Regions from separate parts of the Homo sapiens genome. Here all the other regions are linked to region 2. Evidence: chromatin contacts called from ENCODE Hi-C or POLR2A ChIA-PET data. All regions are on one chromosome and are shown on one strand. The core of a region is the stretch at or near the end of the contact, and the rest is flanking DNA. Distances in the headings are between cores, read along the strand shown. Region 1 holds the start of ANXA2R-OT1 (ANXA2R overlapping transcript 1). Region 2 holds the start of SELENOP (selenoprotein P). Region 3 holds the start of FLJ32255 (a long non-coding RNA gene).

Evidence for each region. A loop is a pair of places that touch in the nucleus more often than their neighbours do. ChIA-PET counts read pairs that join two places held with the same protein, here RNA polymerase II (POLR2A). Pooled maps may share reads with other maps.
Region 1: a loop to region 2 is called in a map of heart left ventricle, with 4 times the contacts of the local background. The contact joins the promoter of ANXA2R-OT1 here to the promoter of SELENOP in region 2. A Hi-C loop is called at or near these places in 1 of 168 maps with a recorded cell type or tissue (heart left ventricle) and 8 of 50 pooled maps. POLR2A ChIA-PET finds 5 or more read pairs at or near these places in 2 of 52 experiments (MCF 10A and Panc1).
Region 3: a pooled map shows a loop between it and region 2 (4-fold over the local background). The contact joins the promoter of FLJ32255 here to the promoter of SELENOP in region 2. A Hi-C loop is called at or near these places in 5 of 50 pooled maps. POLR2A ChIA-PET finds 5 or more read pairs at or near these places in 3 of 52 experiments (BJ, HepG2 and activated T-cell).

The regions. Positions count from the first base shown.
Region 1 is chr5:43,065,346-43,068,907 of GRCh38, reverse strand. ANXA2R-OT1 (ANXA2R overlapping transcript 1) reads left to right here and starts at 1,469. Exons shown (of 3, transcript NR_104651.1): 1 at 1,469-1,610; 2 at 1,751-1,821. It overlaps LOC100132356 (a long non-coding RNA gene), which reads left to right and starts at 1,937. Exons shown (of 1, transcript NR_034127.1): 1 at 1,937-3,562. LOC100506639 (a long non-coding RNA gene) reads right to left here and starts at 1,885. Exons shown (of 3, transcript NR_102752.1): 1 at 1,122-1,885; 2 at 691-938. RefSeq lists an enhancer at 1,858-2,257.
Region 2 is chr5:42,809,770-42,813,389 of GRCh38, reverse strand. SELENOP (selenoprotein P) reads left to right here and starts at 1,498. Exons shown (of 5, transcript NM_005410.4): 1 at 1,498-1,554. RefSeq lists an enhancer at 774-1,339.
Region 3 is chr5:42,991,661-42,995,669 of GRCh38, reverse strand. It overlaps FLJ32255 (a long non-coding RNA gene), which reads left to right and starts at 2,337. Exons shown (of 2, transcript NR_104643.1): 1 at 2,337-4,009. LOC105374746 (a long non-coding RNA gene) reads right to left here and starts at 3,395. Exons shown (of 3, transcript XR_007058755.1): 1 at 423-3,395. RefSeq lists enhancers at 2,169-2,463, 2,733-2,862, 3,163-3,372, 3,713-3,862.

The DNA of each region.
Region 1 (3,562 bases), core at 220-2,719, 260 kb before region 2:
ATCAGATCTCGTGAGACCCACTCACTAACACGAGAACAGCATGGGGAAAACCAACCCCATGATTCAATTATCTCCACCTGGTCTCACCCTTGACACATGGGGATTATTACAATTCAAGGTGAGATTTGGGTGGGGACACGGAGCCAAACCATATCAGCATCTCTCCTGATTTTCCAAATGCAAATGTCTTATAGTCTCTTGCTGAGGAATATACAGTTGCCGACTTGCCCTTTCTCTGACCACCCCACACAAACACCATATTGGAATCAGACAGAATCTGAATGCCGGAACTAGAATGCCTCCTCCTTTAGGGAAGTAAGCTCCATAACTCCTGTCCACATTCCTAACCTGGAAGAGTGACCCCTTCCCTCCAGAGGTGCTGATCCCACCATTTTTGCTAAAATAGGAAGCTAGGGTGGAAACGGAGAGAGGAATGGTGGGTGAGATATTTTGTTTTTTCAAAGGCTCTGCACAGTATCTTCAATTAGATAAAGTGGCTGTAACTTTTCTTCTATTGACACTGCCCTCTTTCCTTTATTCTACTGCCTGCAAAAGAAGGCAACTGAAGAAGCCTCAAGTACCAGGGCAGGTTTTGGCTAGCTGAAGAAAGGGTAAGGTATAGGGGGGAAGACTGGAGGTGACCATCTTGGGAGTGGGTGAGAAGTGAGAGCCCAAAATGGGTCTTCTTACCTCTCTGGTACATTCTGTGCTCTTCTCTGGTCTGACATCCGCCCAGGTTCATCCAGAAAAAGATGGAAATGATTTGAACAGGATAAGCTAGGGTGAGGATTAGACACGATGAGTTCAGCTGGAGACACTCATGGTAGAGTCTGGAGGTCTCTTTGGGGGATCACTTCCAAAAGTGCAGATTTTTAGAAAAACGAGAAAGGTTCTGGAAAGGGATGTTTTCCTTCTGCTCAATGGCAGTTTCAGGTTTCCTGTAAGAAAGGAGTTTGTAGCGTCAGTATATTTGACAAATGTGGGAGAGGGAAGATTCAAGAGCTTGAAATTGCATTGCACTTCCCAAAGATGGAGAAGACATCAGGGATGAATTTCAAAGGTGATAGAAATCGGGAACTGCCCTTTGAGGATTTCAAGGGGAGAGGGAGCAAAGGCCTCACCATCAATCCACACGTCCTGTGCTAGAGTCTTGCGATTCTTATTTCCCCTACCCTCCTGCAACGATTATTCCCATATATCAAGGCCATCTGACAGAGTTAACCATCAGAATTAAATAGCAGTTCCCACAGAGTTCCATCCCCTGGAGAGGTACCTAGCTGCCGGGGCAGGCCTGAAGCCTCGGTCAGGAGGCATTGAGTCTTTCACTCTCCACGGAGGTCTTGGACTGAGAACTTCAAGTTCCAAAGGGATGAGGTGTCGGCTTCGCCCTTAGGAGCCTGGAGGGCTCTGACCAAGGAGAAGGGCGGAGCCCAGCCACTGGAAGGTTTGTTTCTTGCAGTGGAAGACGGTTGGCGACCCGGATGGCTTTTGTTACCAGGGCCAGCCCAATCCGCCCGATTCTCGGTCCCTATACTGCCTCCTTTTCCCATGCGCATCGCAAGGGATCGGTTGATGGGGCCCTCAGTATGACTTCGCTAGGAAAAATAAAGGTCTTCTTAGGCGGGAGGGGACTGATTTGAGGACGGAGGGTGGGAGTAGTGCCAGCAGCACTTTGTCGTAGTGGCACTGGGTGGGCAGTTATCAGTTGCAGTCCGCTCGTTTCTCAGTGCCCACGGTTTCTCACTGACAGTGCAGCTCGTTTCTCAGAGCCGGCGGATGTTCATGGGCAGCACCATCGAGCCAGAAGCAGTATTTGTCCTGGTAAGTCATTTCTCAACTGCCGAAGTGTACTAGGTTCCAGTCCCGCTGGTTTCTCGAATCTGCTAGTCCCACACGAGCACCAATAGGTAAACCCAGCCGGCAGTTTCCGGCTAGCACTTTCGCTATTTGAAGACATTAGGAAGTTATGTGGTGGCTCCGTACCCTCCTTTCTCCATCCGAGGCCGGGGTCCTAAAGTCGGTGTCACGGTGGCAGCACCCAGCGTTTTGTTGGCTCTTTCGCCAGCAGCGCCGAGCGGGGGGTTTTCTGTCACAGCACTTGTTGCACCGAATTTCTCGGTCGCAGAACCTCTCTTTTCCGAGGGTCGACATTTTCTGCGTGACAACACCGTTGGTTCCGCCAAAATGGATGTTGTCCTTGGGAACTCCTCCGGCTGGCGTCACTCTTAGGGTCCCAGCACCGCCATTTCGCCAAGCCGAGTTCTCTTGGTCGCGGCACATCTTGTTCCTCGGTGCCTCCATTTTCTCGGTGGCGGCAGCGCTCTGGTAGCCGATCTGAGGGATTTGGAATCGCAGCCAGTTGCGCAGAGTCTGGGGTTCCCGGGCGACGCCGGCGCTGGGCGGGGGAGCCCGCCGCTCCTCCGAGCCAGAGGCAGAGGAGCTGCGCGGACGCCGTCTCTTCACAGCGCCGCGAGCGCCGACGCACGGGTTCCTGCTCGGCCTCCTGAACCCAGTCCCCCGGCGGCGCCGCTGGCGTCTCTATCGCAGGCCCCTGCGGTTTCGCCCGTCGTTGGCTTCTTGGTCCTAGCAAGTTTCGATTTCGCGGTGCCCGCTATTTCTACCTCTTGTCCAAATAACTAGCCAAAATGTGATTTCTCAGCCTAAGCAAGTCCCGATTTAGGGCATCGGTCTAGCCCTGGCTGCGATTTCTTGGTCCTAGGAAGTCACTGTTTAGCTGTAGCAAGGCAGACTTAACCGTGCGATGGTGACTTTTCTTTTTCTTTGGTTCTTTTTCTTTTCTCTTTCTTTCTTGATACGGGGTCCGGCTCTGTCGCCCAGGCTGGAGTGCAGTGCCGCGATCTCGGCTCACTGCAACCTCCGCCTCCCGGGCTGAAGCGATCCTCCCACCCCAGCCTCCGGGGTAGCTGGGACCACAGGCACGCGCCACCACGCCCGGGTAATTTTTTGTATCCTTCCTAGAGACAGGATTTCGCCATGTTGCCTGGGCTGGTCTCAAACTCCTGATTTCTTAGTCTGACCAAGTCAGAGTTTAGTTATTTCTTACCGTAGCAAGTTGAGAGTTATTCCAGTTTGCGATTTCTGGTTGTAACAATTCTGGCTTTAACCATGCCTACATAATTTTAGTAGTAGCAAATTCCTGTTCCGTAATAGGAGCCCCCATTATAGCCATGCGTGCGGTTTATAACTCCTGTATTAATCTAGGTACTGAAGAATGCAATTTAAAAAAATTTAGCAGTGTCTGGAATTTTTAAATCATACCAAGTTAGAATTCGCAATAGTCTCGCCCTGGCTATGCTGGCGATTTTTCACTCATGTAGAAGTTGGGGTACGTCGGCTACAGATAATTGTTGGTGTCGCAAATACCGGTTTAACCATGGCTGTTTCTTCTTAATCCGAGGAAACTTCGGATAGGCGCAAGAGGCACGGGTTTAGTGCTGACAAATATAATGGTAGGATCTCACCATTCGACCCTGTTTGCAATTTCTTTCTGTTTGTAGGATGCTTTGTATGTTTTGTATACTCAAAAAAAAAAATTTTTTTT
Region 2 (3,620 bases), core at 249-2,748:
AGTGTTCTTCTGTACAATGTCTGGAATCTATGAATAACATCGGTTTCGAAGTTATGAATTGATTTTTAACTACTGGGTTTAGGCCAGGCAGGCCCAGGCCTGGTTTGGGCCTGGCACCGGGCTGCCTGTCTTTGATTTCACATCCTTGTTTTTTTTTTTCCTTAAAACAGGTACTGAGTATAAAACAATATGAGAGGGTCTCTCTCTTTCCTCAATATGACTACTTAAATTGGTCAAGGAAATGAACTACAGGGAGGAATATCTGCTTTGTACAAAGATTTTTTTAATGACACTCTTTAAAAAAATGATTATGTATATGTGCATTTTAACTGGATTCTCAAAGAGATATGGGACCCCAAAAGGCAAGTAACAACTGCTCAGGGCAAGTAAAGAGAACTTGGATTTCAAATGGTAACCTCCTAATTTGATAGGAAGTTTCTTGAAAGGAAGGATAACATCTGAGTCTCTTTGTAGTTCCTGCACCTTGTACAACAGTATTCAGCATACAGCAATCAGTGGGGGATTATTTGGAAAAAAATTAATTGATGAAAAAAGCAAGGCCTACTCGAAAACCATTGCTATCTAGGAATGACATCATTTGACATTGCTCCTTACCTCACCTACAGTGAGCATGCCAACTTACAAGCGTTACCAGAAAGAAAATACCCTCTTCTGAAATAGTAGGAATTAGCTATTTCATTTGTACATCTTGAAATTTCCACACTCTTTCCATGTCCAACTACTACCTTTAATTTTTATTTTTATGGTATTCACATTTGTAAAGATTTTATATTCGATCCTCAAAAAATTCTGGGGATGCATAGGTCTTCCAGGAAGTACGACTTCAGTGACAATAAAAATGAGGTCTGATTTCCCTCAGATAGGAAGTCTATTTTTCTATTTCCTTAAATTAACAAGAAAAGAGCAGTGGTCCTGTGAAATCCCATATGAATTCAAGTTATAAACATAGAACACAATCGACGTGTAAGTCTGTAACAACAGGAGACCAGAGTAACTTGTAACAGCAGGTGACTTTTCTAACAAAGGTCACACTGTGTGGGCTAAGCTAGCACCTCATCACTGCAAGAAGCAAAACAAAAGGAAAAAAAAGCTTCTCTCTCTCTTTTTTTTTTTTTTTTAAAGCAGCAGCATAATTCGCTGGCTCAGCAAATGTTTTTCCCTGTTATAGTTTGGGAAAGAAGGCAACTTGGAGGCCTTGTTTACCCTTAGCCCTTCCTCCCGCCCCCGACTGTACCATTAAATCCTAGATTCTAGGGTGACTGAAAAGGATAGGGAATAAATTAGTAATTGTCAAAATGTTTTCCCCATATTATGCATGGCAGCACTTGCTACTTTCTTTTAAGTTGATAACAATCAGCTCAGGGGTTTGCTCTGCTTGCAAGGTCACTGCAAGAATGAACATTGAACTTTGGACTATACCTGAGGGGTGAGGTAAACAACAGGACTATAAATATCAGAGTGTGCTGCTGTGGCTTTGTGGAGCTGCCAGAGTAAAGCAAAGAGAAAGGAAGCAGGCCCGTTGGAAGTGGTTGTGTAAGTAGGAACTTCGTGTTTTCTGATACTTTATTCTTTTAAAGTTTGGTAAATATTTTTTGAGTCTGATAAATTGTTTTTTTCCATAGAATAGATTCAGAAAACTGGTGGATAGAGGAAATAAAAATAATAAAAGAGAAAAAGAATAAGAAGAGTCTGAACTTAGGTGTGGTAGGTGAAGTTCCCAGTGCGCACATTTGTCAGTTCTTGATTTCTGCCCTGTCTTCTGCACAGCTGAGAGCAGAGGAAGCTGGAGAAATCCAAACCTTTTATTCTATAATCTGTTGTGATGTTACATAGGCAGTATTATATGTTCAAATTTAAATATTTTCCACTGAAGGGCAGAGTAAGAACAAACAGGGAAAAAACCCAGCCATTTGGATTTGAAGAGCAGACACTGAAATATGCTCATTCTAGTGTTGTAGAAATGTCCAGGGATATTGTGAGCAGTTTCAGAAGAAAAAGTGGTGGAATGGGGTACAGTAGGTTCAGTCCACAGTGCAGAAGTGGTCACCCTTAAAGAAGCTAAAACCCATGTCAACAATTAGGTGGTCTGTGATTAAATGCAAACTTTTGTATTTTAAATGGTGAATGAGAGCATTCAGGTGAATTAGGGGCTTTCAGATGCTGGCCTAAAGTTCAGAGGTGGAGGACAGAGAAAGTTTGTACATATCCTGCTTTTTAATGAGTAATTTTAAATAAATGTAGGTCTGAATGTGGCCATGAAATTTAAGTTTCGCAATTGAAAAGTGGTGACATAGTGAAATTTACAACTACTTTTCAATTCTTATTGGATCAGCTTCCAGGAAACCCAATTTTGTTATTTATCTTCATTATTTTTATATAGCTGTCTGACAACTATAATTATCAAAGGTTTACGGTGTAAGAAATAATTTTAAGAAAACAAAATTGAGCAGCCTGTTGATTATAATGACAGAAGAAATCCGAAAGTGTGAACTCTTAAGCTACAACTCTCTGCCAATGGGTTATTTTTTCATCATAAACCTAAATGAGGGAAATGAGTGAAACAGTCTTTTCATTTGTATTCACCATTCAGCTACTTGCAATATGTGCTCTGGGCTGGACGCGGTGGCTCACGCTTGTAATCCCAGCACTTTGGGAGGCCAAGGCAGGCGGATCACGAGGTGAGGAGTGTAAGACCAGCCTGGCCAACATGGTGAAACCCCGTCTCTACTAAAAATAAAAAAATTAGCAGGACGTGGTGGCGAGAGCCTGTAATCCCAGCTACTTGGGAGGGTGAGGTAGGAGAATTGCTTGAACCCGGGAGGCGAAGTTTGCAGTGAGCTGAGATTGCGCCATTGCACTCCAGCCTGGGTAACAGAGCAAGACTCCGTCTCAAAAAATAAATAAATAAATAAATAGATAAATAAATATGTGCTCTGTGGCAAAGTGAAAAAACCAAGTGCTGATTTTTTGCCAAGGTTCTGTAACTACTGAATTTGTGGTCTAGGAAACAGAGAAAACCTAGCCTTTCTATTAAGAAATAAAACAGCTTGAATTATTTTTATGTTTTCTTTGGCATCTTAGTGCATAAACAAAAATAGTTGGCGGCTATAGTTATTACAAGGTGATCTATCTAAAAACTCTCAATATATTGCAGTAGCTAAGATGTAGCTTAGGATTTGACAGAACTAGTTTTAATCCAGTCTCTTTTGTGACTGACTTTCTCTCTGTGTGATCATAGACAAGTTACCTAAACTCTTAGCCATGGTTTTTCTCAACTGCAAAAGGGGATAATGGTCACATAATTGTTTTAAGGATTAACTGACATGATATATAAAAGTGCTTAGTGCCACCTGAATATATTTGTATAAAAGTTAAATAAACATTAGCTATAATAAGGATAATTGTATTATCATTGTAAATACCATTCTAGAGGAATTTTCTAGAAACAGTCCAAATATATCTTCTTCTTCTTCTTAAAATATTAGAATATTTTAAATATTAAAATAAGTAGTTGGAGTGGCCTTAAATAAGTAAGTTAATTTGTCCTCTCTCTCTACCTCTCTCACCTCACTCTCTCTAGTTAAGTTCTTATCAAGATA
Region 3 (4,009 bases), core at 1,088-3,587, 180 kb before region 2:
GGCCTCCCAAAGTGGTGGCTCACACAGTAATATCACAGTCTTCTGAATTCAAAATAGGCCGAGGCTGGAGCTCAGGCACCACCTCTGCGGAATCTCAAGCAGGCTTCACATAGCCAAGAAAATGTTGCTCCATCGCTTAATTAAGCCTCAGAGCAGGAGGACATAAGCGTTTGCGCTGATTGACGAGATGAAGCAGAACCTTTAGCACTACCATCAGCCTGGGTATTTATGCTCTCCGGAGCTCGTGGGCAGAGGGCACCCAGATATTATGAAACTCAATAGTAACGAATGCACGAAAATTAGTAGACAAATGAAAACCGGTAAAATTCTAGAGAGCACATAGAAACAAAACAAATCGTAATTCCGACAGAAAAACAGCGAGAAAAGAAGTCGAAATGAAACGGATACTAAGCAAACCTTACAGAGAACGAGCGCTACAAAACGCAGGGATTAAAGAGTTCTTCAGGGGCCAAAAACCATCTGTGTCCGGGAAATGAGCATTGCTGCCACCGGAAAACTGTCCGCTAGGTCTCTGCACTGCTCTGGACCTCGCTAGCAAGAATCTGGCGGCGCTGAGACTCAGCAAGCGCCGGCACCTAGCGGATAGCGCTGGTATTGCCAAACAAATATCCGTTTAGGCGCCATAACGGTGCTGCTAGAAAGAAACTGCGGATTCTTAGGAGGGGTGCTTCCATCCCGAAACATACTGTCTGGAGGAATGGACCGACTCTGTTTAAATGTGTTGTGACGTTTTAATGTGTTTTAATCCGTTTAATGTGTTTAATCCGTTTAATGTGTTTTAACACGTTTTAATGTGTTGTGACAGGAAAAGAGCCGGCTAACGGTATTACGGAAGTACTAGTTGGCACAGAGGCTCGGTGCAATTACCGTTCTGCACCGTAAAACGGGTTTAGGAAGTTCCTAGGAGATACTAGCGGTGCCAGAACCGAGAAAGTGACGACACAGACAACTTATGGACTCCGCGTACGGGAAACGTTCCGTTGGGCGCTAAGAACGGTGCAGCAACTGAAAAACCGCTCAGTGGGCGCTACTGGCAAAAGCGTTGCTGCAAAACCGCCAGCTCCGCATTAGAAGCAGAGCCGCCAGACAGAACCCGGGACCTGAAACCACCGAAGCGGAGACCGAGCTTGGCTCCCCAGCTCCTGAGAGAATGCAAGTCAAGGAGTACGAAGCTGTGATACTCAAAATTAGTAGAAGAAAAATGAATAACATTTAAATAAGATAAAATTTTAAAATAATAAATTCTAAAATTCAAATAAAAAGGCAAAGCAAACACACTGGAAACTACCGGTAGCATTGTTCTCAGAGCAAAAGACACAAAAAGAGCATTTAAAAATAAGCAAAAATTAGAGAGAACCAACCCTACAAAGCAGAAATTACAAGTATTGCCAAAAGAAGCAATTCTGTGATTAGGATATCCCTGTTAGATCTAAACCGGTACATGTTACACCTAAGTCTACATTTCTTAGGACAAAAACAAAAACAAACAACAACAACAACAAGAAACCAACAAAACCCAGTCATGGTTAAACCTGTTTACGACTAAAAAATCGTAGTAGCTGATATATCCCGACTTGGTCCACAAGAGGAAAAAGTCGCGTTCGGCGGAAATTGCTATCGTCAAACCGAGCTTCGTAAACCAGAAATCGCTTTTGCCGGCATTTCCTGACTTCCATGGGAGTTTAAAAAACACCAACATAGCTAAGGCGGGACTTGATGTTGCGCAGCTAGCCTTGGTGTAAGAGCTCCCAGGCACTGCTAAACTGGTCATCGCTAAACCTAAATGAATCGCATTCGCTGGTACACAGATTTCTACAGGAGTTGAACATCTCCTGCGCAGCTAAAGCAAGCCGTACTAGTAGGAAGCCGGAACTTGCCACGACTTAGAAACTTGAGGCTTTGGGAGGCCAAGGCGGGTGGATCATCTGAGGTCGGGAGTTTGAGACCAGTCTGGCTAATGTGGCAAAACCCCGTCTCTACTAAAAATACAAAAATTAGCCGGGTGTGGTGGCGGGCGCCTATAATCCCAGCTATTTGGGAGGCTGAGGCAGGAGAATCACTTGAACCCGGGAGGTGGAGGTTGCAGTGAGCCGAGATCGCCGAGATGGCGCCACTGCATTCTAGCCTGGACGAAAGAAACTCTGTCTCAAAAAAAAAAAAAAAAAAAAAAAAAAAAAGAAAAAGAAAAAAGAAACTTGAGGCAGGGCTAACTCTGCGTTTGTTATGATTAGGCTACAGGAAACCCGGAGTTGCTGGGAAATGAGTCACAGGGTCACTCAGCCTTTCTGTGGCGAAACATCGACTTCCTACGACCTAGAAATCGCCGCCAGGGCTAGGCTGGTGTTTGTCCTAAGTGGGTACTTGCTTGGGTTGAGAAATCACATTTTGGCTATTCCCCGACTTGAACCAGGGGATAGAAATCGTAGTCACCGGCTGGGCGCAGCGGCTCATGCTGTAATCCTGGCAGTTTGGGAGGCCGAGGCGGGCAGATTATTGAGGTTAGGAGTTCGAGACCAGCCTGGTCAATATGATGAAACACCGCCTCTAGTAAAAATACAAAAATTATCCGGGCGTGGTGGCGAGCGCCTGTAATCCCAGCTACTCAGGAGGCTGAGGCAGTAGAATCCCTTGAACCTGGGGTGCGGAGGTTGCAGTGAGCCAAGATCGCGCCACTGCACTCCAGGCTGGGCGACACGGCGAGACTCTGTCTCAAAACAAAACAAAAGGAAAAGAAGAGAAAAGAAAAAGAAACGCAGGCACCCTGAAATCGAAACTTGTTAGGACCAACAAGCCAACGACAGACGAATCTGCGGGGTCCTGCGACAGACACGCCAGCCCCGCCGCCACAGCACAGGGTTCTGGAGGTCGAGCTGTTCTGCGGGTTCTGCGGCGGCGCTGGGAAGAGACGGCGCCCGGGCAGCTCCCCTGTCACCGGCTTGGAGGAGCGGCGGGCTCCCCTAGCCCAGCGCCGCCGCCGCCGCCCGGGAACGCCAGGCTCACCCCAGCTGGGGAAGCTCCGAATCCCTCAGATCGGCGACCTGAGTGCTGTCGCCCCGAGAAAATGGAGGCATCGAGCAACGAGCTGTGCTGAGACCGAGAGACCTCAGTTCTGCGAAATGTCGGTGCCTGGAGCTTGCGAATGACTGCGGCCGGCGGGTTGTCAAGGACAACATTCCTTATGGCGCAACCAACAGCGCTGTCACCAAGAAACTGGACTCTGAGAAAAAAGAGGGTTTCGGCCACCGAGAAACTCCGTGCCACATGTGCCGTGACAGCAAAACCGCCCGCTCCGCGCCGCTGGTGAAAGAGCTAACGAACGCCAGGTGCTGCGACAGTGACACCGGGACTAGAAGGCCTCGGATGGAGAATGGGACGCCCAGAGCAAGCAGGAAAACGTTTTGTTTGGCTCAACTAGCGCTGTCGCAACCGGAAAACTGTCAGGCCAGTGCTGCTGCGGATGTGAGAAACCGGTGATCCGAAGGCGGAGTGGCGCTGGGCGCTGGACTCGCTGGTGTGAAAATCTGGCTGCTCTAGGACCCGGCAAGCGCGGGCACCAGGCGAACGCCAGCGACTTTGCCAGACAAATGCATGTCTTTTTTGGTCGCCATTCAAAGATGCAGCCGGCAGTCAGCCCCGGCTCTGAGAAACAAGTGGAGGTGTCAGCCATAAACCCTCCGTTCAGGGAAAAGAGAGTCGCTGCGACGGATCGACTGGCCGTTGGGTGGAACTTTCTTTGGTGGCCTAGTGACTAGAAAATAAAAACGAAAACGAAATAAAAAACTGCTACTGACATTACTCCCACGCTCCCTCCTCAAGTCAGTGGCTTCAGGCTTAAGAAAACCTGTATTTTTCTTGGCTGATCCGTGATCCCTAATTACTGAGGGCCCCGCGACCCACCAAGTGCGATTCGCAGAGGGAAAGGAGCTGGAATAAGGATCCAGAATGGGACGGATTTGGCTCCTCCAGGAAGAAAGCAAAACAAATGCAG